Linked DNA regions of Homo sapiens: region 2 is linked to region 1. Evidence: chromatin loops called from intact Hi-C (ENCODE). Cell type or tissue: mammary epithelial cell. All regions are shown on one strand. Each heading gives the region's core, and the rest is flanking DNA. Links, peaks and the distances in the headings are about the cores only.

What was found. Hi-C counts contacts between places; a loop is a spot of excess contacts. Peaks named below come from ENCODE experiments on the same cell type or tissue, not always from the same donor. Only the 100,000 strongest peaks of a DNase experiment are listed, where the experiment ranks them.
Region 2: a loop joins it to region 1, with 5 times the contacts of the local background. A loop is called at or near these places in 2 of 110 quality-filtered maps.

The regions. Positions count from the first base shown.
Region 1 is chr13:101,645,106-101,655,465 of GRCh38, reverse strand. The region is part of intron 7 of ITGBL1 (integrin subunit beta like 1); the gene reads right to left. Among named protein-coding and RNA genes, the nearest start is that of ITGBL1, 200 kb to the right of the region's middle. In mammary epithelial cell, for the core only: no CTCF peak of the experiment used is centred there; a DNase peak (open chromatin) is centred at 5,805.
Region 2 is chr13:101,701,986-101,712,345 of GRCh38, reverse strand. It overlaps ITGBL1 (integrin subunit beta like 1), which reads right to left. Exons shown (of 11, transcript NM_004791.3): 9 at 5,444-5,590. It overlaps FGF14 (fibroblast growth factor 14), which reads left to right. Exons shown (of 5, transcript NM_004115.4): 5 at 1-1,542. Among named protein-coding and RNA genes, the nearest start is that of FGF14, 210 kb to the left of the region's middle. RefSeq lists an enhancer at 3,873-4,397. In mammary epithelial cell, for the core only: no CTCF peak of the experiment used is centred there; a DNase peak (open chromatin) is centred at 5,515; H3K27me3 peaks cover 715 bases.

The DNA of each region.
Region 1 (10,360 bases), core at 1,353-9,352:
TACATTTGTAGAAATAGGAAAATAACTACAACAGGGATTTGCATTTTCTGAAGATAATTAATGCATAAATTTGACTAAATTTTTCTTGTCTATCACCTTGCGTTTCAGTACATTTAAATGTGCATGTCTGGCAACTGCTTTTTGCAATATGTCCACTCCTCCCACATAAGAAAATAGAGAGATAAGATAAAACAAAACATCCATTCTGTGCCATCAATCTAGTTTCAATCTAGCAGTGTGGTGAGATTTCAAGGGCAGGGTGCTTTGATGAATTAATTCTCCTCTTTGCCAAGATCCCCGCCTTCATGGCACACTTTGCTTTTAAGCAAGTGCATCATTCCTTGCATCACTTTCACCTCAGTCATCTTCAGAAATCTGTCTCCAGATTGCACGCCACCAAAAGGAAATGCGTCACTATTCTGATCTATTCCTCGTGGCCCCTTCTCCTCTGCACTCCCTTCCTAATGTCTGTGAAATTTAATCTGTCATCACCAAGGTCATCTATACCCATACACCTTCTTCTCTGAACATTGCTTTTATCTTTTTGCTCTAACTGAAATCTGCCTGTTCCTCAGCACTGCTTTGACCCTTTCTTCTTGGTTTCCAGGTCTCTCCTCCCAGACCTGGAAATGTTGCTTTGTCCCCAGCCTTTCCCATAAGTAGACTTTCTCCCTGGGTGGTTGCATCCAGGCCCAGAGCTTTACACCGATCTGCATTCTGAAGACATGACATCTACATGTCTAACACAGACTTCTCTTTTTACTTTCAGACGTGTGTATTGAACTTCTCACTTTATATCATAAGCACCTCAAATGTAACATGACCGAAGGAGAACCACTGATTTGCCCATGCCACCATCGAGTCAGCTCCTCAATGCCTTCTGTTTCTCTGTTAATGGCATGACTCTTCAGACAGTAACTCAGACCAAAAATGACCTTGATTCCTCCCTTTCACTCATATTCCAAATCTCAAACCTTTGGTAAAATGGATGTCAAATGGAAATTATGATACCATTTCCACCGCTCCCAGTCTAAGCCACCATCATCTTCTACCTGAACTCCTGTTGTGTTTCTTAGTTGGCCTTTGTCCCCACCTTCGGGTCCCTGGAGGCATCCACCACATAGCAGCCACAGTGATCTCTCAAAGGAAAGAAAAGTATGTCACCTTCCCCTTCTAAAAATCTTCCAAGGGCCTTCATTAATTTGGAATAAAATCCAAACTTGGACTTCAGGGCCCTGCATGGTCTGTTTTCAGAACAAGATCTGAACTCATCTTTCTCTGTTCCTCGGCCTCAGTTATGATCATCTGAACACAGTGATCCTTTTCGTTCCTGAAATCGGCAAACTTGGCATTTTTTATTTGTTGTTACTTCCGCTTGTAAAGAATTCCCCCCAAATTTTGTTCACTGTCTTGTCATTTATTTCTCAACACATAAGTCATCTAAGAAGCCTTCTCAGGCCAGGCACAGTGGCTCATGCCTGTAATCCCAGCACTTTAGGAGGCGGAGGTGGGCAGATCACGAAGTCAAGAGATCGAGACCATCCTGGCCAACATGGTGAAACCCTGTCTCTACTAAAAATACAAAAAAAAAAAAACAAAAAACAAAAAAAGTAGCTGGGCATGGTGGTGCGCACCTGTAGTCCCAGCTACTCGGGAGTCTGAGGCAGGAGAATCACTTAAACCCAGGAGGCAGAGGTTGCAGTGAGCCGAGATTGTGCCACTGCACTCCAGCCTGGCGACAGAGTGAGACTCTGTCTCAAAAAAAAAGAAGCCTTCTCTACCACCCATATTCATCTCTTACTGTGTGGTCATAGTTCATAATAGCACTTGCCAAAAGCATGTATTGTCTTGCTGCCTATTTACATGTTTTTGGAGCCCTCTTCTTACTAATTAAAATGTATGCACTTAAAGTCAAAGATTCTATTTTGAACACCAATGTAATTCACATATGTACCTAACATATATTTGTTGACTGACTTTTGTTGATTGATTTTGGTCATGTTTTTAGTGCTGCATTTCCTTTTCCCATTTATTCTGAACTCTTCATGATCCCAGAATTCCACTTTTCTTCCTTCTTACTCTTAAATATAATGAATCTGATAAAATCAGTGATATCCCAATATTCACCTGAATAAATTCAGAAGTATCTCTTATATGGTCAAGCTTCTTCACCTCAACACTAGTAACAGGCTTTTCCACCATGATACTGGCCTCAGTTAGTCAATGGCACAAATTTCTCCTTCCTTCCTTCCTTTCTCCTTTCCTCCCCTCCTCCTCCTCCTCCTCTTCTTCTCTTCTTTGTTTCTCCTCCTCCTCCTCCCCCTCCCCCTTGTTTCCTTCCTTCCTTCCTTCTTTTTCTTTCTTTGTTTCTTTCTCAGTTTCACTCTTGTTGCCCAGGCTGGAGTGCGGTGGCGTGATCTCGGCTCACTGCAACCTCCACCTCCCGGGTTCGAGCAATTCTCCTGCTTCAGCCTCCCGAGTAGCTGGATTACAGGCATGTACCACCATGCCTGGCTAATTTTGTATTTTTAGTAGAGACAGGGTTTCTCCATGTTGGTCAGGCTGGTCTCAAACTCTCGACCTCCAGTGATCTGCCCGCCTCGGCCTCCCAAAGTGCTGGGATTACAGGCACGAGCCACCACACCCGGCCGCTCAAGTTTCTTATTCTGTGATGATCACTATATTGAGGTAACTTTGGTGCGTCTATTTCCTTCTCGTGCATTTTGGGTGTTTCTGAGGAAACACTTCTTGAACCTTCTTCCAGTCTTCCCCATCTAGAAGTTGATAGGTTTGAACAATTGTAACAAAGCTCTTGTAAGGGAGTAGATATTCACTGACACCTTCATTGTCCTCAGACAAAAAATTTGGATTCTCCACCTATGGGTTCTAGGTCTGGGACTTCTGAAAATGTCCTGAAATCACAGGTATGCAAGAAATAGGCCTGCCCTGAAGCATCTGTGTGACTATGACCAGTCAACTAGTTTCCTGGCATTATACTAAATATTCCTTGTCCACTGTTTGATTCTTCTCCACCATGACCCTATAAAGAGGGTTCTGTTTTTATCAGTTTTTCAGATGAGGCACATAGACTTACAGGGTTTAGGTAACTTACATAAGGTCACATGGCCACCCTGTTGCTGAAAAAATGTAAAAAAAATTAACTAGGTGTGGTGGCATGCACCTGCAGGCCCAGATCCTCTGGAGGCTGAGGCAGGAGGATCTCTTGAGTCCATGAGTTTGAGGCTGCAGTGAGCCATGAATGCACCACTGCACTCTAGCCTGGGCGACATGACTTCTTGGTCTTTTGGCTAAGATAAAGTGTAGCCTGAACTACAGAGTGAGATCCTGTCTCTAAAAATAAATAAATAAATAAATAATTTTTTTTAAAAAGTCACATGGTAACCAAAACAGCATGGTACTGGTACAAAACAGACACATAGACCAATGCAACAGAATAGAGAACTCAGAAATAAGACTGCACATCTATAACCATCTGATCTTCAACAAACCTGACGAAAACAAGCAATGGGGAAAGAACTCCTTACTTAATGAGTGGTGCTGGGAGAATTGGCTAGCCATACGCAGAAAATGGAAACTGGACCCCTTCCTTACATCTTATATAAAAATTAACTCAGGATGGATTAAAGACTTCAATGTAAAACCCAAAACTATAAAAACCCTAGAAGAAAATCTAGGTAATACCATTTAGGACATAGACCCGGGCAAAAATTTCATGATGAAAACGTCAAAAGCAATTGCAACAAAAGCAAAAATTGACTAATAAGATCTAATTACACTAAAGAGCATCTGGACAGCAAAAGAAACTATTATCAGAGTGAACACACAACCTACAGAATGGGAAAAAATTTTTGCCTTCTATCCATCTGACAAAGGTCTAATATCCAGAGTCTACAAGGAACTTAAACAAATTTATAAGAAAAAAACAAACAACCCCATTAAAAAGTGGGCAAAGGACATGAACAGAAACTTCTCAAAATAAGACATTCATGCGACCAACAAATATACGAAAAAAGGTCAACATCACTGATCATTAGAGGTCAACATCACTGATCATTAGAGAAACGTAAATCAAAACTACAATGAGATACCATCTCGTACCAGTCAGAATAGCCTTTATTAAAAAGTCAAGAAACAACAGATGCTGGAGAGGTTGCAGACAAAAAGGAATGCTTTTACGCTGTTGGTGGGAGTGTAAATTAGTTCAACCATTGTGGAAGACAGTGTGGAGATTCCTCAAAGATCTAGAAGCATAAATACCCTTTGACCCAGCAATTTCATTACTGGGTATATACCTAAAGGAATATAATTCCTTCTACTATAAAGATAAATGCATGGATATGTTCACTGTAGCACTATTCACAATAGCAAAGACGTGCAATCAACCCAAATGCCCATCAATGATAGACTAAAGAAAATGTGGTACACATACACCATGAAATACTATGCAGCCATAAAAAGGAAAAAGATCATGTCCTTTGCAGGGACATGGATGGAGCTGGAATCCATAATCCTCAGCAAACTACCACAGGAACAGAAAACCAAACACTGCACGTTCTCACTTATAAGTAGGAGCTTAACAATGAGAACACATGGACATATCAGTGGGCTGTGGGGGAGCAGAACACACACTGGGGTCTGTCAAAAGGGGGACATGGGAGGAGGAATATCATCAGGAAGAAAAGCTAATGGGTGCTTGGCTTAATACCTAGGTGATGGGCGGATCTGTACAGCAAACCACCATGGCACATGTTTACCTATGTAACAAACCTGCATATCCCGCACATGTACCCTAGAAATTAAAAGTTGACTAAAAAAAAAAAAAAAGAAAAAAAAGAAGTCACCTGGCCAGCAGATGGGGAGCCAGAACTTGATCCAATTTTTGTATTTCTCAAAATTTGCATTTTAAATCACTGGTGATACTTACTTTTTATTTTGGACAAATGCTAAAGAAAAGTAATTAATATTTTCAATTACCATGAATGTATTTATGCTTTTCAACATGAAATAAGGGTCATGATATAAAAATTACTGTCAAAGGAAGATACTGGGAAAATATATAATACAAACATTCAAGTATTTACCATAAGGTACAAGAAAAAAAAATGTATATCATCTCCTTATAAACACATTTGCAAAACAATTAGTTCATTTAAACACAAACTAACTTAATATTCTTCCTAAAAGAAAGAAAGTAAAGTACAGCTTCTAATGCTGTTAGTATATATCTGAGAAAATATAAGACCACGGTGCAGGGCAACAATTACATTTACTTTAATCAAAAAGTTTTTGAGCATTTTAGAATCTGATGAGAAAGCTGAGACCCAACAGTACCATGAGCATTAAGAGGACAATGCATTTTCAGAAAAAAACGCTAATTATCTCTCTCAGTCTCTCTCTCTCTTGCTTTTATTCTTACTCTAAATCCTTCTCAGGTGTCTTACACTTTATTGGGCAGAGCAGACAAATAATCCTACATGTTATAACTCAAGGTGGTAAGAATGTGGGAAATGTAACTAGATCACAGATATCTGGTTCCAGCCCTGAGAGCTTCTTGAAAAAGGTCACACTTTCACTGAGGTTTGAAGTGAAACTAAGAGGGTATGGTAGAGGAAAGGAATCTAGACGTGTCCTAAAGTCTTAATAAACTTTAAGCTGAAAAATTAGAAAATAAAATTTTGGCCAGATTACCTTGAAGGTAGTGTGGTGAATACATAAATCAAAGTGTACAAGATGAGTAATAGGCTGGTCAGTAAGAGCAGCCAAAGGCTCTTGAGCAATACAATTGAGAAATCATGATCCTTGCTAAGGTTGTGACAGAAGCATCTAGGCGATCAGACATTACCTCATTGGACTGGAAAAAAAATATCTAAACAAGTATAGATTTCCATGAGAAATATCATCCGCAGGTCCCTTACCTTGACAATATTTTTAAAAATCTCTAATTCAAAATGTAGCTCTGCTATTCACACTTTAATTTCTTTAATCATTTATTTAGGAACCCTTCTTACATTGACCTTATAGTCTAATTGAGAAAGACAGAAATCCACAGTAGAAAAGGAAATATTTAATATATTCCTTATGTAAACAAGCCACCAATGCAAGTTGCTGATTTCAGGACTTTATTGTACTTCCTCCTCACAAATAATAGGAAGACACATCCCTTGTGTTTTGAATAATTTCTCAGTTCACAACTGTCTCATTTCAGAGTTGACCATAAAAATATGAATCAGAGAAACAGATGTGTTTTCACATTTAAATTTCAATAAAAATTGAATATCTGTGAACCACAAAAGTGAACAGATGTTTAAAAGCCAACAAGACTCTAAAACTAAAATTACCAATTTCTTGATTCATATGCATACTCCTCTTTATTAAGAATAAAAGTGTGTTAATCATAATTTTAATTATGGCTCTTATCACTCTTTAAAATCTTATGTAGATGTCTCATATTCCTAGTATGTCAATCTTAGTATCACTTATCATGCATATACAGAGAAATGCACAAATCATGAATTCATGACTCAATGAATTGTCATAAAGTGAACAGATCAATTTAACACTCAAGTGAAAGAAAATAATATTACTAACACCCCCAGATTTCCTCTTCTGTCCCCCACCAACTCCACCACTAACCTAGCTTCTATTACTGTAGATCAATTTTTGAAATTTTTGTAATTGGAATTATGCAGAATATACTCTTTCATGTCTAACATTGTTGCTAGGATAGTTGTACAACTAATTTTTTCTTATATTCTTATTTTCTATGAACTTTATTTAATAATTTTAATGGTTTTCCAGAAATTACTTTATGTCATTGGTGAACAATAACAGTTTATTTCTTCCCTTCCATTTGTTATGTCTTTTTATAATTTTCTTGCCTTTATATATGGACTAAGTTCACCAAAACAATGATGAATACAAGTGGTGCTATCAGGCATCCTTGCCTTGTCCTCGATCACTGGGAGAAAGCTTTAAATATTTCATCATTAAATGTCTATCTCTTATTTGTTTTGACTAATTCTCTCTTCTGTTATGCCCAATCTGTGTTAAACGCACTACTTGAGTTCTCGATCTTAGTTACTGCATTCTTTTACTGATTCTAAATATCTTTTGAATTCTATATCTTGTCCTCTCTTAAACATATATCACACATATTTGATAATTCCAATATCTGTCTCACCTTTCTCTTTCTATCATCTGTATTTCCTAACAGTCCTAGTTTGTTGTTGTCTGCTTATTTGTTTTGTTTGTTTGGATATATTTTTATTGAATGTAGGACACTGTAGAAGCTCTGAACGGTGTAATAATTCTCCTGAAATAATTTATCCTATTGTCTGGCAGTCATCAAAATTAGGGGTAGATCTCACAAGTCCAATCAGCGACTGAGCTGATGCCAGGGAGGTGGCAGTCTTTGCTAGGTTTGATCTCTCTGATTCACCAATACTTCCATACGCTTCTGTAAGAACATGAGGTCCATGCTTCTTCATGGATGTTGAAATTCAGTATTTGTTTTCCAAGCACACCAGCGCTCCCACCAGTTCTAATCAATTTGTTAGTCACTTTCTTCTTGGCTTCTTATTCTCTAATCTTTCACTGTTCTTGAATTGGCAAATGCTTTGGAGAAAAAAACCAGGGTGGAATAGCTGGCTCCCTTTTTCGCACCTCCTTTGTCTCCAAGGTCATGACCCAAAAGGGCTGGTGGCTTTAAAAGTCTCAACCTTCTATATTTTCTTCCAACCCTGTAAGAACCCAGAAAGTTCTGACATCTTCTCTTCTTATATCCAAGTTATCTGCTGAACTTCTCACCCTCTTTCCCTGCACAGGGTAAAATTCAGCAAATGGCCTGAGAGGGAAGAATTGCACACCCAAATCAGCTTCTTTTCCCTATGAGATCTGGGTTTCTCAAGCACTGGCTGCCTTAACGGCATTCCCATTCCTTCAAATATATTTTTTTTTGTTGGTATTTTATACAGCTTTTCTTGTTGACTTTGTCAGTAGCATTGGTCTGCTAAAACTATTTCATCATAAAAAGAAACTGAACCACATATTAATTTTTAAAATGTGTTAACAATAAAATTTTTCAATAAAAATCTTGTATTATAAATGAATTATAGACAAATATTTTCTCATCATAGATGGTTTTGAAAATGAAAAATATTAATTTGGATAACTATTTCTATTACTACTGAATTACTTGCTTGAGGTTAATTAATTTCTATAATTGTGGTAAACAGAAGTCTAAAAATTTATTCTCATGATTATGTGGCATTTTTGTTCTCATCTGTCCTAGAAATTGACTTCATATATTTCAGTGAATAACAAACATCATGCTAACTAAGATATTTAACACATTTTAATGACTGAACAAATATAGATTCACTGTCTAAAATGGGAAAATAAAAAAAGAGATGAAAACAAGAGTAATACATAATTGTACCACTCAGGGTCTATTACTTTTAGATTTTTGGCCCATTTAATTTCTATTATTTCTTGTTAACGGATTATATACAATATATGTTATAAAACTCCAGGATTTAGCTTTTGATATTTGAATTTCTTTCTCCAACTGAACCTCTCTTGCATCTTTGAATCTTACTTATTTTACATATGACATCAGTAACATCTCATGTCTTTCACTGTCCTTTGAAAAGTTTTTTCCTTTTTGTTTTGTTTTGTTTTAGTGTGGTTCAGCATTCTATTTAACCATTTAATTCTCTTATTAGATTTTTAGGTTGCTTTCTTTTTTCCAATATTAGAAATTAAATTTCAAAGATTGTATTAATACATATATATAAACCTTTGCATTTTGTAGCATTTACTGAGGTAGACTCTGTAAAATAAAACTACTTGGGAAAGGGGTATAGATGTTTAAGGCTCTTTATTCACACTGGCCAGTTACTCCACGGTGAATTCTTATCAACCCTGAATGTCACTAAAAACATCCTTCCAATTTATAAGTAAAAAAGTTTCATATTTCCAAATTAATGGAACTTTTATATATACATTTTAATTACTTTTTTTTAACCTTTGGGTAAGTTATTTCTTAAGGTTCTTTGACCATTCGTTTATGTAATTTGCAATCTTCATATATTTTTTAGGCTTTTTCACATTAAGAATGATTTTTTTTTAACTGAAATACAACAAGGTAAAATAATTACACCTGGTGGCTCTCAAAAGGAAACACCCATTACTGTAAAAGAGTTTTATTCTTAGGGAAACTCAGTGGAGTGGTGGAATATGTGAGAGACTACAACAAGAAGCATACTGTCCTCAAAATGGTGCTTGCAGTTCACGCCATTGCAGATGCAAAGAAACAATGAAGGGTAAAAGCCAATGGAAACACATCAATCAAAGGTGGATACTGTCCAGCAGCTCTGTTCCTCCCTCTGAGCACTCACTCTTTGGCATTAATCATTATTAACTGCTTTCATTAGGCAGAGAACAGCATTATATTGCTCCTCCAGCAAAACTGGAGACTGTTTCTGAAGTCAGATGCAAGAGAAGTTCAGTTGGAGAAAACAAAAAATTCAAATATCAAAAGCTAAATACTAGGATTTTTCCCCACTTAATTTCCAAAAAACAAAAAATAAATTATCCCAGAACACAAAATATGAGAAATGAGAATTTATAAAACACACTTACCTAAACTCAGTCTCCTTACCCACGTGTCCCTCCTGCGTGAGGCAGTTGCGGGGCATGAACCTCATGCTATGCCCATCCCTGAGCTTTTCATCTTCACTTCTTAGAGCCCGTATTCAGATTCCCTGTCTCACTCCCTGGCTGCTTACCTGGCTCACCCCAGAGAAGGCTTTTGCATAGAACCTGCAAACTATGCCTCAAGGTATTGATTATACTTAATTTCCCCGAATGAGAGAAAAAGCAATGAGAATGCTAGTTGCCTATACAATATAATGACCCCCTTGTTTCTTAGAGACAAATTTTTTTTTTCAGGTTTATAATGTGCCCAAATACGAAGCTCTATTCCCAGGCTCATTCACAGATAGGCATAGCTATATCCTGTCGAATGCAATCAAAGTCAATGAAATATAATTGTATGAAAAAGAAACAGAAGCCACTGAGTGGGCTCCTGAAAAGGTGGCTTTAAAGGTGTCAAGTTCTTTACTTAAAGAATAAGCAATGTCGTTTTGTTTTCCCTTGGCATTTTACTTTCTTCCTTCCTGAGACGCAGGGATGACTCTAGGGTCCCTGCAGATATCTTAGAGCATGAGTGCAAGTGTGGTTCCATCTTACAGACCACAAGCCAAAGCAAGCCTTGGTCTCTGATGAGAGACTTGGTCATGTTACACAGTGGTCACACCAGCCCTAACCTGCCTACCTT
Region 2 (10,360 bases), core at 915-8,914, 57 kb before region 1:
AGTAAATTCCAGTTCTGAAAGTCTACTAGTCGCTGAAATACTTAGAATAAAAAATGAGGATTGATTTTGTATGTGTCATGAAACAGTAGCATTTCTAGGTCAGCATTTTCCCAGCTGTGTTATTCTTTCCTGTTTGTCAATGCTCAGTGCATCTTAGAGGTAGGAAATTATTCTACTGCTTGTGAAACTAGAACTAGATAGCACATAGTAATAACACAGTGTGAATAGTTATTAGGACCTATTATAGCACTTTTCCTGTAGAACGCTCTAGCTGTTTTCTTCCATAACATGGGTCAAATTGTGCCTCTCTTAAATGGGAAGCACACAGGGAGAGGGTTCCATCAGACAGATGTAGGCTGCATGACTATCAAGAGGTGAGAAATGGTTCAACTCAGCTGGCCAAGACCCACTCACACCCCTGAGACCCAGCCTAGCCAGAGAACAGCTGGCTGATCTTGGCAGGAGTTTTAGGGCAGATAGTTCATCACCACAGCACCACTAATCCATTCATTTTCTTTCTCAATATAAGGACCCTTGAGAATGTTCCCATCTCCCTTCTGTGCATTTTTGCTGGCTTCCATCCCTGGGGAATCAGCCACATTTTCTCATGTGTCTTCAGGGCATCTTAGGACATAGGAAGGGGAAAGAAATGAAATTTTACCTTCAAAGATGAGAATGGAAGAGAGAATAAAGGAAACTGTCCTGGACCTCACAGGCAATAAACAAACAGTTAACTGAAGACTTCACTCTGATTCAATCCACTCTTCTTTTTAGTGATCTGCCTATCTGTGATGTATCTCCAGGCAAAAACTTTCATATACAGTAGTTTAAAAATGAGCTGTTTCTTCCTGCAGGTCTGACTGCACAGGCATATTGAGCGAGGCAACTTGAACACCAGGCTGAGGCCGATTTTGTGAAGCATCTTTCACTCTTTCTCTTTTCTGGGGATGTGGGACAGGTTGTGGGTGGGTGAGTGTGTGTGTATGCTGGACTTCTTTGGAAGATGTGGGACCCAAGAAGTATCACTGTGAGAGTTTAAGGAGACAGTTAATGACATGTGTTTACAGCCATTGTCACACAACAGCATCTGTAAGAAGATTGGACGTGATTATCTGGATCTAGCTTGAAGTAGTCAAGGCAAAGATATAATTGTGTAGTCTTGAAGCCAAATAAATCCCCAAATGAACAAAACAACCCACAATGAATTATATCATGTACTTTGCAAAGGTAGCTAAGCTTAGGGAAGACCCGGCACTGCACTAACCTCATCTCTCTTGGTTATTCACAAAAACAATTTGAGTCTAAGGGCAAGGCACCTTTGTCAGTTGCCCATTCCATTACTAATGTTGGACTTTCTTTTTCATTCAAGCCTGACAAAATGCTGCAACCTGACATCCCAGCAGGCAGTTTTCACTATTGTACTAACTACTCCATCTGTTATGAAGGTCACAAGAATGTATCTTGTTTTAAATTTTTCTATGGAGTGATTTATTGTCTTGGCTATAAATTTGTAAAGAAATAAAACGCTATTTCTTCATCGTCTCCTGAGGTGACAGCTTTATTCACAGCTCATGGGAAGTGCACGTTTCAGCCTTTTGGTGGGTACAGGCCACCAAGCTGTGTGCCATGGCGATCTCATGCCCACTGCTAAGATCTGTCCCATAATCAAATAAAGAAAGAACTTGAACATCTTTTGTGACCATCAGGGTGAGGGACTTTCATTGACAAATTTGAGAAAAATGATAGAAAATTTGGACAAGTCCATGAAATTGATCTAGAAATACATGGCCCCAGTCAAAAAATCGGAAACAGGTTTTTCTTTTCCATCACCATGTTAAAGTCCCTTAGTCTATTTCATGCATTACTTTTCCTGTGGTTCTCAGGGTGGGTTGTGGGGTAGTGCTCCCCACTGGAACCAGGAGTAACTGTGGCATCCCCATTATCCTCTGCGCCTATCATAGATCACAGTTCCATGATCCTGGTTTTATCCCCTTTCGTCATCGATAATCCAGCATTGATGTCTCCATAAAAGGGGAAAAGAAGGGAGATCACGATCAGCTGCTGCCAACAGTCCGGAGGCCGGTCCACTAACATGAATGTCAAAATGTGCAGCCTTGAGGCAGCTTTCATATTCCCTTTTAAGTTTAAGGACTCCCAAACTCCCTACCCATTGAAGGATAAACAAATAGTTTACACAAATATGCTTTCAACCCTTCATTGATCTCTGAATATATCGCCACCTCCCAAAGCAAACAATTTGCAAAGGCATTAGCTAGAGGGACTCTTTGGCTTTGTTTTGTTTTGTTTTCAGGAAATGCCTTTGAGTCAATATTTAGTCAACCTATTTTTTTCTTTGTATTTTCTACATTTATGATGCTGAAAGATGAGAATCTTTCCTAGGGCTGTAATGACTTTCATAAGCATATTTATTTTCTGAGAAGAAACAACTCTTGTTACATGACCTTCAGTTTAGGAAATGGAAGACTGCTATTTGTTACCCTGGAGGGTATGGCTTTGTGTGTTCTTCCTGTACTCGCAGTTGGACAGGTCTTAGGGAAGACCCGCTTATGGAAAGTGTTAATGATTCAATAGTGAGCGTAGTAAACACACAAACACAAACAATAGTTGACTCTTAAAATAAACAAATATAAATAAGCACACTAGTGTTTTAATATGTATGGGTATCTTTTTCAGTAGAGCTTCTGTGAAAAGCTTCTATTCTTATCCCAGTGACAATGCCATTACAGAAAACCAAGTAAAAAAGTATCTAAACTTAAGTGCTCTATGTCTGAAGCCATGCTCAGAGGAAAAAAAAATCTAATTCAAAAACGATTCATTCTCAGTATCTTTTTATACACAGATCATTCCCCTCTGATAACATCTCTTTTATTCTCTCCTACTTCTCTCTTGCAGTTTAATTCCATCCCTGCCTCCTTTCCTGCTTTTCTTTTTTTTTTTTTTTTTTTTTTTTTTTGAGACGGAGTCTCGCTCTGTCACCCAGGCCGGACTGCGGACTGCAGTGGCGCAATCTCGGCTCACTGCAAGCTCCGCTTCCCGGGTTCACGCCATTCTCCTGCCTCAGCCTCCCGAGTAGCTGGGACTACAGGCGCCCGCCACCGCGCCCGGCTAATTTTTTGTATTTTTAGTAGAGACGGGGTTTCACCTTGTTAGCCAGGATGGTCTCGATCTCCTGACCTCATGATCCACCCGCCTCGGCCTCCCAAAGTGCTGGGATTACAGGCGTGAGCCACCGCGCCCGGCCTCCTGCTTTTCTTCCTTAATCTCCTTCTCCCCAATTCTTTCCCTTGTTTTCTTCCTTTTAACCTTTCCTTCTTTTTGGTTGTCCCAACACAGCTTGAATTCAAGGTAGGTGTTTCTAGGGGCTGAAGCCCCCTGAGAACAGAACTGGTGGAAGATCTGTTTGGGGCTTGAGATTAGATTGAATTAGTGAGAGAACAAACAAGGCACAAAGCGATTGCTTTAAACTCATTTTCCACCTGCCTGCTGTAATGACATTAGGTTGATGGCATGGCCTCCTTGCCTGAGCATTGTAAATACAAGTGTTGAACACAGAACTCCTGGAAACCAAGGACACTGTCATCTATTGAAGTGAATACATCTGCATTCATTTTCATCCCCCTTCTTGGCACCACAGATAGTCACAGCATCCATCCTCTTTGATGTCTGAAGTTCTGCCAAAAAGTCTCTTTCAACTTGATAGCATTGGTCTTGCATACGAGGCAAAACAAAAGCTACTGTTTAGGGGACACACGGCACATCTTGCTTCAGAGACCTCCTTCCTTCGTGTGTGGCAGCCTCACTGGTGTGGTTCTTTGGCAACAGGATTCAGTGTCTCTAGCACACTTTTGCTTTGCTGTCTTCTTCAGAAAATTATTTACCTGGTCATCCTGACCAGCAGAGGTTTTGAGGGTAAATGAAGCTTCAGCCAGAGCTGTGCCTTGTCAGAAAAAAAAAAGTGTGTCTGTGGTGTAAAGAGGATACTGAGCTGAAGAGGAGAGCTGGGAAGCCCCTAACTTCAGTTTCTTTGAAGCGCTGCTCCCCAGACATGAGGTGAGAATCTTTCAGGCTCCCTGTGTCTTCCTAGTCACTAGCAAAGAAGAACACAACAGCTTTCTAGATGATGCCATATGCATTACAATGGCAGGATTTTAAAGTCCCTTCAAGAATAGTATACAGAAACATCAAAATCAAGGTGTTCAAAATTTAATCTATTAGCATTCTTTACTCAGGGGAATCCTCTTCCAATTTGTGTGTATGTGTGTGTGTGTGTGTGTGTGTGTGTGTGTGTGTGTGTGTGTTTGCATGTGTGTAGGATGGGAGATGGAGAAGGCTTGCTTTTTCCTTTAATATGTTTCCATGGCAAATGTTTTATTGGGTTGGTGGCTTCTATTCAACCAACTTGTAGGTTATAACCATTTGGCAGGCTTTTGTTTTCTTTGTTTAATTATTACCTTTTTTTTTTTTTTTTCTGGGAGATGGAGTCTTGCTCTGTTGCCCAGGCTGGAGTGCAGTGGTGTGATCTCAGTTTACTGCGACCTCCACGTCCTGGGTTTAAGCTCCTCCCCTGCCCCAGCCTCTCAAGTAACTGTAATTACAGGTGTGAGCCACAATGCCTGGCTAATTTTTTTGTGTTTTTTTTAATAGAGTAGATTTTTGTATTTTTCACCACGTTGGCCAGGCTGGTCTAGAACTCCTGACCTCAAGTGATCCACCCGCCTTGGCCTCCCAAAGTGCTAGAATTACAGGCATGGGCCACGGTGCCCAACCGAACAATTACCTATTTTCTTATATCAGGCTGCACATGTTTACTTGGAACAATTGGTGATTTTTAGGGCAAAGAAAATTCCATCAGACTTGTGGGATACTACCCCTCCCCCATAGCTTTTCTTTCCTTTTTAAAAAAATTAAACTAAATTAAATATTTTGTCTCCTTTTATGTCTTCTCACACCTTCAATCTTCCCCTGCTCCACATACAGCTAAATAATTTAGCCCCAGAAGTTCCCAAAGTCATATCTTTGGGCAGCTCAGATGCTTGTGATTACTTTTCTGTAGTTCTGAGCTGTGTTGTTTCAGAGGTGAGCCCAATAATCATTCTTTTGCCTTTTTTCCCCATTTTTGGGTCCATTTAGTATCTGGTATATTTTGTTGTCCTAATTTCTTGATAAAAGTATTAATTCTATTTCATTCAGCAATAACTTTGCATACAAGGATATTTTTGCATGAATCCTCTCACACGCATTTCATTTTCTTAGATCCAAAACTTCATTTGGTTAATCTTCAAGCTTCAAGTTGGGGACAGCAGAGGACATAGTGGTTTGCTTTCATGCAAAGTTCAGTCTGGGAAAGACAGTTGCTACATGCTGTTCTACAAATCATGTGTCAGAACAGGAATGGAGTCCAGGCACCAGCAGAGATACTCACCCTTCCCCGAGCACAATATGCCATCTGCTGATTCACACAGATTCTTGCTTTGTTCTTCCGTCATGTTACACTTCCGCGGATGTTGGCAGAGCTTTCCAAACCATCCTCTCTCACAAACACAGCGACCACAGGAACATGTGCCGTGGCCTGTGAAGCAACCACAGGAAAGGAGTGAGAGGATGAGGAAATAACCAGCTGAAGCAGAGAGTTTTAAGAAAGAAATGTGTAAACCATAGGATCTCATTTCCCATCCAACACATTCTTCTTTATGCATAGTCAATTTGGCATGTAATTGTTTGAAAGAACTTACAACAGAGTTCTAGCTTAACATAATAAATTTGAATGTAGCATAGGAGATGACTTGAGAGAAAGAAATCTTGCAATAATTTTAAATGGAATTATACCACCTTTCTTGATAGAAAATACTTCTTCATTTGCATTTTTATCAGTATGGAGTCTTAGCGCTATTCTTCATTGCACACACCATGCCATCCAGACCAATTTGCAAGGCTAGTCACATTACCACTGGTGGCAGTATTTATTGATTGTTCTCCTATTGCTTACTAATAAAACAAAAGGGTAACTTTCATACAAATGGCATTTGGTACTATATTAGTTTATCTGTATACCTCTCTGCTTACAAATAACAACAGATACAAGTGGAAGTAATGGTGTCTCTCTATTATTGCATAAAAATTAACATTAGCTTGGATTCATGTTTGGCACATTTTTTTTGGTTTGGTTCCTGACATTGGTTCCTGGTTTTTCAGATGTTTATCTTTTGGTATATATGTAACATTGTATTTGTGACAGCTATATACCAGGATGTACACCTGTTTATTGCCTGCCACCAACACACCATTAGATTGCATGATATTCCATTTCAATTTCTTCCATTTCAGTTTCCGCTCGACCCTTTATTCCTTTTCCTGATATGTGCATTACCTTACAGCAGGGTCTCTCTGAATCAACTATTTGCCTAGCGAAGAGTTACTGAGTATCTGTTATCAACAGAGCATTTTGCTATGCACTAGGGGATACAAAATCAAGCACCATGGACAAAGTGGTCCCTGCTCTTCTCCCAGGGACAGATACGCTCATCATTCACACTGATTAGCCTCTCTGAAGCTGTTGACACCGTTCTCTCCTGACCATTTGCTCTGGCAGGACCCTCAGGAGTGAACCTTGCTCCATCTGCTCCCCCTCCATTCAGCTCTCCACAGGGAGGATGAGTAACCAATGCTTAATGGTTTGCAATTAATTATTATAATTATTTTTTCTTTTTTTTTTAGGAGTGATAGGAATTTCTTTAATTTCTACAGAAATCCCTCTAACAGTTTAGTGGAGAATGAAATAGATGGCTGTGAGAATTGAGAGCATGAACGTGTGCAGACTGGTGGAGAAGCCCAAGTTTTGGCATGAGAAATACAGTGAAAAATGCAGTAGAGTAAATGGAGTGAAGGACACTTGCGAGAATGCGGATCGGTAGGACGTGGTAAGTAACTGTGGTGAAAAGGTTTTTGATCACTGAGAGGTAAGCAGAAGTCTCCTGGAGAGGGTTTCTTGGAAAACTATTTTTTTTTGTTGTTGTTGTTTTTTTTTTTTTTTTTGCTTTTTAAATTAAATAAGAGAGATTTTCCCTGGGTTATACCACATCCCTACCTCACAGGCCATGCAACAAGTGCCTCCTAACAGCCAGAGAAGGTCTGGGAGAGCGGTTTTTTAATCCAGCATATGTTGCTCCCCTGGAGAAAATTGGGATCCTGAAAGAAAGACAGGATACTAGGAATGTCTGACATTCTTTTAAAAAATATTCTGGGAAAAACATCGGATACGAATGGGGGACTACTAAATCTGCAAGAAAAATGTCGCTGCCATACCTTTAACATGCACTCAATCAGCAAGTGCTCTGGCACTTTCTAAGGCTAATGACTGTTCTTGTCACACAGGTTAGCAAAAAAGGAAAAAAGTAAATAAATAAACAAATAAATGAGGTAATTGTGGTCTTTTTCACCTAGCTTGATTTACATGCAAAGTAAAAACAAACAAAGAAACAAACAAAAAACCCAAAAACTGAAACCATTAAAGTTTAAAAGTAGCATGCATGTAAACATGTGACCGATAATTGGCTCAGCCAGATCGGAACTGACTCTAGTTCCTCTGATTCCAATGTCTACACTCTTCCCAATGTGTTGCTTTGCTTCTATATTTCACTTTAGAAAGTGAGACACAGCAGGATTTCTTAATTCTTGTCTCTTTCAACCACCACATCATTTGAAGGTATATATTTGATATTCACAGGCACTTTCTCTCCTTGCAAGTCTCTTCTCTATTGGCATGCCACAAAATTCTCTTGGCCTCATTCAACACTCCTCCTTTGTCTCTATTTATTCTTCTACTTTTTTTTTTTTTTTTTTTACTGAATGAATAAGTGCAGGTATTCACCCAATGTTTATCTTTAATCATCTTTTTTAATCTCTCCATAATTTCTTTCTTGAAAAATCCATTAAATTTTGGGCTTTCAGATAACTGCCAAGACCACAGGGCTGTATCTCCAGCCCCTGATTTTCTCCTACATTCCCCTTTCATGATTCCACACTTTGTGTTCTATTAGCATCCCCACTTAATACCTCCAGAGCTACATAGGCAGGGTCCGACCCATAGACCCTGGTGGAACAACGGATGAACAAATGCACCCAGACACAGGTATCCAGTGAAAGAGTGGGCTAGGGGACCAGGCTGCTCACAGACACCAGACACCAAGGAGGGTGCTGTAAAGAGTCAGCAGCCGTGGCCCTGACAAGCTGGCACTGCAGGCATTTATTCAGTATAGATTTAATCACAAAGGCTCTGAGTCAACACACTTGTGGGCAATTTACATGGTCTCTCCCGTCCCCTCCCCTCCCCAGAGAGAGTAGTCCTGCACTCAGATGATCAAAGCCCAGGTTCCAAGGCCTATGTTAACTTACTTATTTAGATTAGTTTCACCAGATAAGAGAATCTGGCTGCCTTCAGCCAAATCCTTTTCCAAAGCTTTTGTAAAATCTTCCAGCCTTCCAAGAAGGTTTGCATCTTCTACAATTTTTCCCACCACCCTGACCGATCTCCTACATCCATATATGATTTTCTTTCCAAAAGCTGCTTGTCTTTCTCATTTCTTTTAATGTAACAGCTATCCTTTCAATCAACCAGTTCATGATGTTTTGAGTCTCATTTGAATTTCCCTTACTGCCCTCATCCAGCTTGTTGTCAAGTCTTGTTGAAACCACCTCCAACATTCCCACTTACATCACCATCACAACGTTGGAAAAAACTTCCTGTCATGTCTCTCCAATACTCTGGCTCGTAGATTCCTACAGCACAACTTGCCTTGATATTTAGTCCCGTATAACTTCCTAATACTCATGGCATAGAGTTTACCTACTCTAGCCTTTGTTATGTTTTAGCTTCTTGAAAAACAGAAGCTACATTTCCAATTGTATTCCTTCTCTTCTCCCTTTAACCAAACTGGCCCATTCATTGTTTCCTGCACATTTGTCATGCTTTTCTGACCTCATGTTTTTGCAGAGGTAGAAGTACCTTTCCCTTACTATACACATTCAGGTTCTGAGTAATTTTCAAAGCTCAGCAAAAAGCGACTACCCTTCTGTGAAGATTTACCTAATATCCCTAAGTGAGACTCATTGTCTCTCCTCTGAATTTCTGTAATACCTTATTTTTTTTTTTTTACCTCCTGTGGAACTTTTTTGACTTCCATCTCATGGTATATAGTTATGTGTCAAATGAATCCACTACTCTACTATGAATTTTCTGAGTATTACTTCTGTCAGCACTGTAGTCTTCAGAGTGCCTAACACAATGCCTGAGACACAGTGGATCTTCAAAAACTTGGAGGAGATTGAAATTGTCTTTTTCAAAACATCTTTCTCATTTTTACCCACAAATCAAACTGTAGAGTAGAGCCAAGTTAGAAAACTGGCACCCCTACGCCCCTATCTACTCAATGAATAATTGTTAAATTGAGTACATCTTTACTTCTCCATGAAAACCAAAGTCCACTTAAAGTCCAGATGTCCTTAAAGAGTTAAATAAAAAGTTGTCCATCTTTGAAGGCAGAGAATCTGTTGTACAAGAAACCAAAAATGAAGAGAAAGAGAGCTTCTAGTACCAGCTCAATTGGGCTATGAACTTCTCAAATGCTCATGTTTCTTACTGACCCTAGGTTGGTAAGAATTATCACAATTTGACACAACTGAAATCATTTAATCTGTATTGCATAGAAAAATATTCTGTCTTTTTTTTGTTTTCTGCCTTTTTTTTTCAAATTTAATTAGTACTATATGGAAAATGAAAATACATATTATGAAAATGTGTAGGATACAGCAAGAGTAATACTTGGAAAGAAATTTACAGCATGAATGCAATCAGAAGCAATGAAAAATATAAAATCAGTGATGTAATCTTTCACTTTAAAACACTAAAGAAGAGCAATATAAAACTAAATTGGTCATAAGAAAAGAAATACAATCAATTCCATGACAAATCAATACAACTGGAAATAGAAAACCAACAGAGAAAATCAATAAAACAAAAGTTGGCTATTTGAAAAGATCAATAAAATTGATAAATATTAGGCCAGGCTAAACAAGTAAAAAGAGAGAAGACACAAATGTTCAATATGAAAATTAAGAGAGAGATGATTATATCTTACCTTATGGACATTAAAAGGATAATAATAGAATATTACAAACAATGATTTGTCCAAGAATCTGATAACCTGGATCATTTGGACCAATTCCGTGAAGACACAATCTATTAAAACCCACATAAAAAGAAACAGATAATTAAAGTAGACCTATGGCTACTTTTTTCTACAATATTTTTTATTATGGTAAAATAGATATAACATAAAATTTA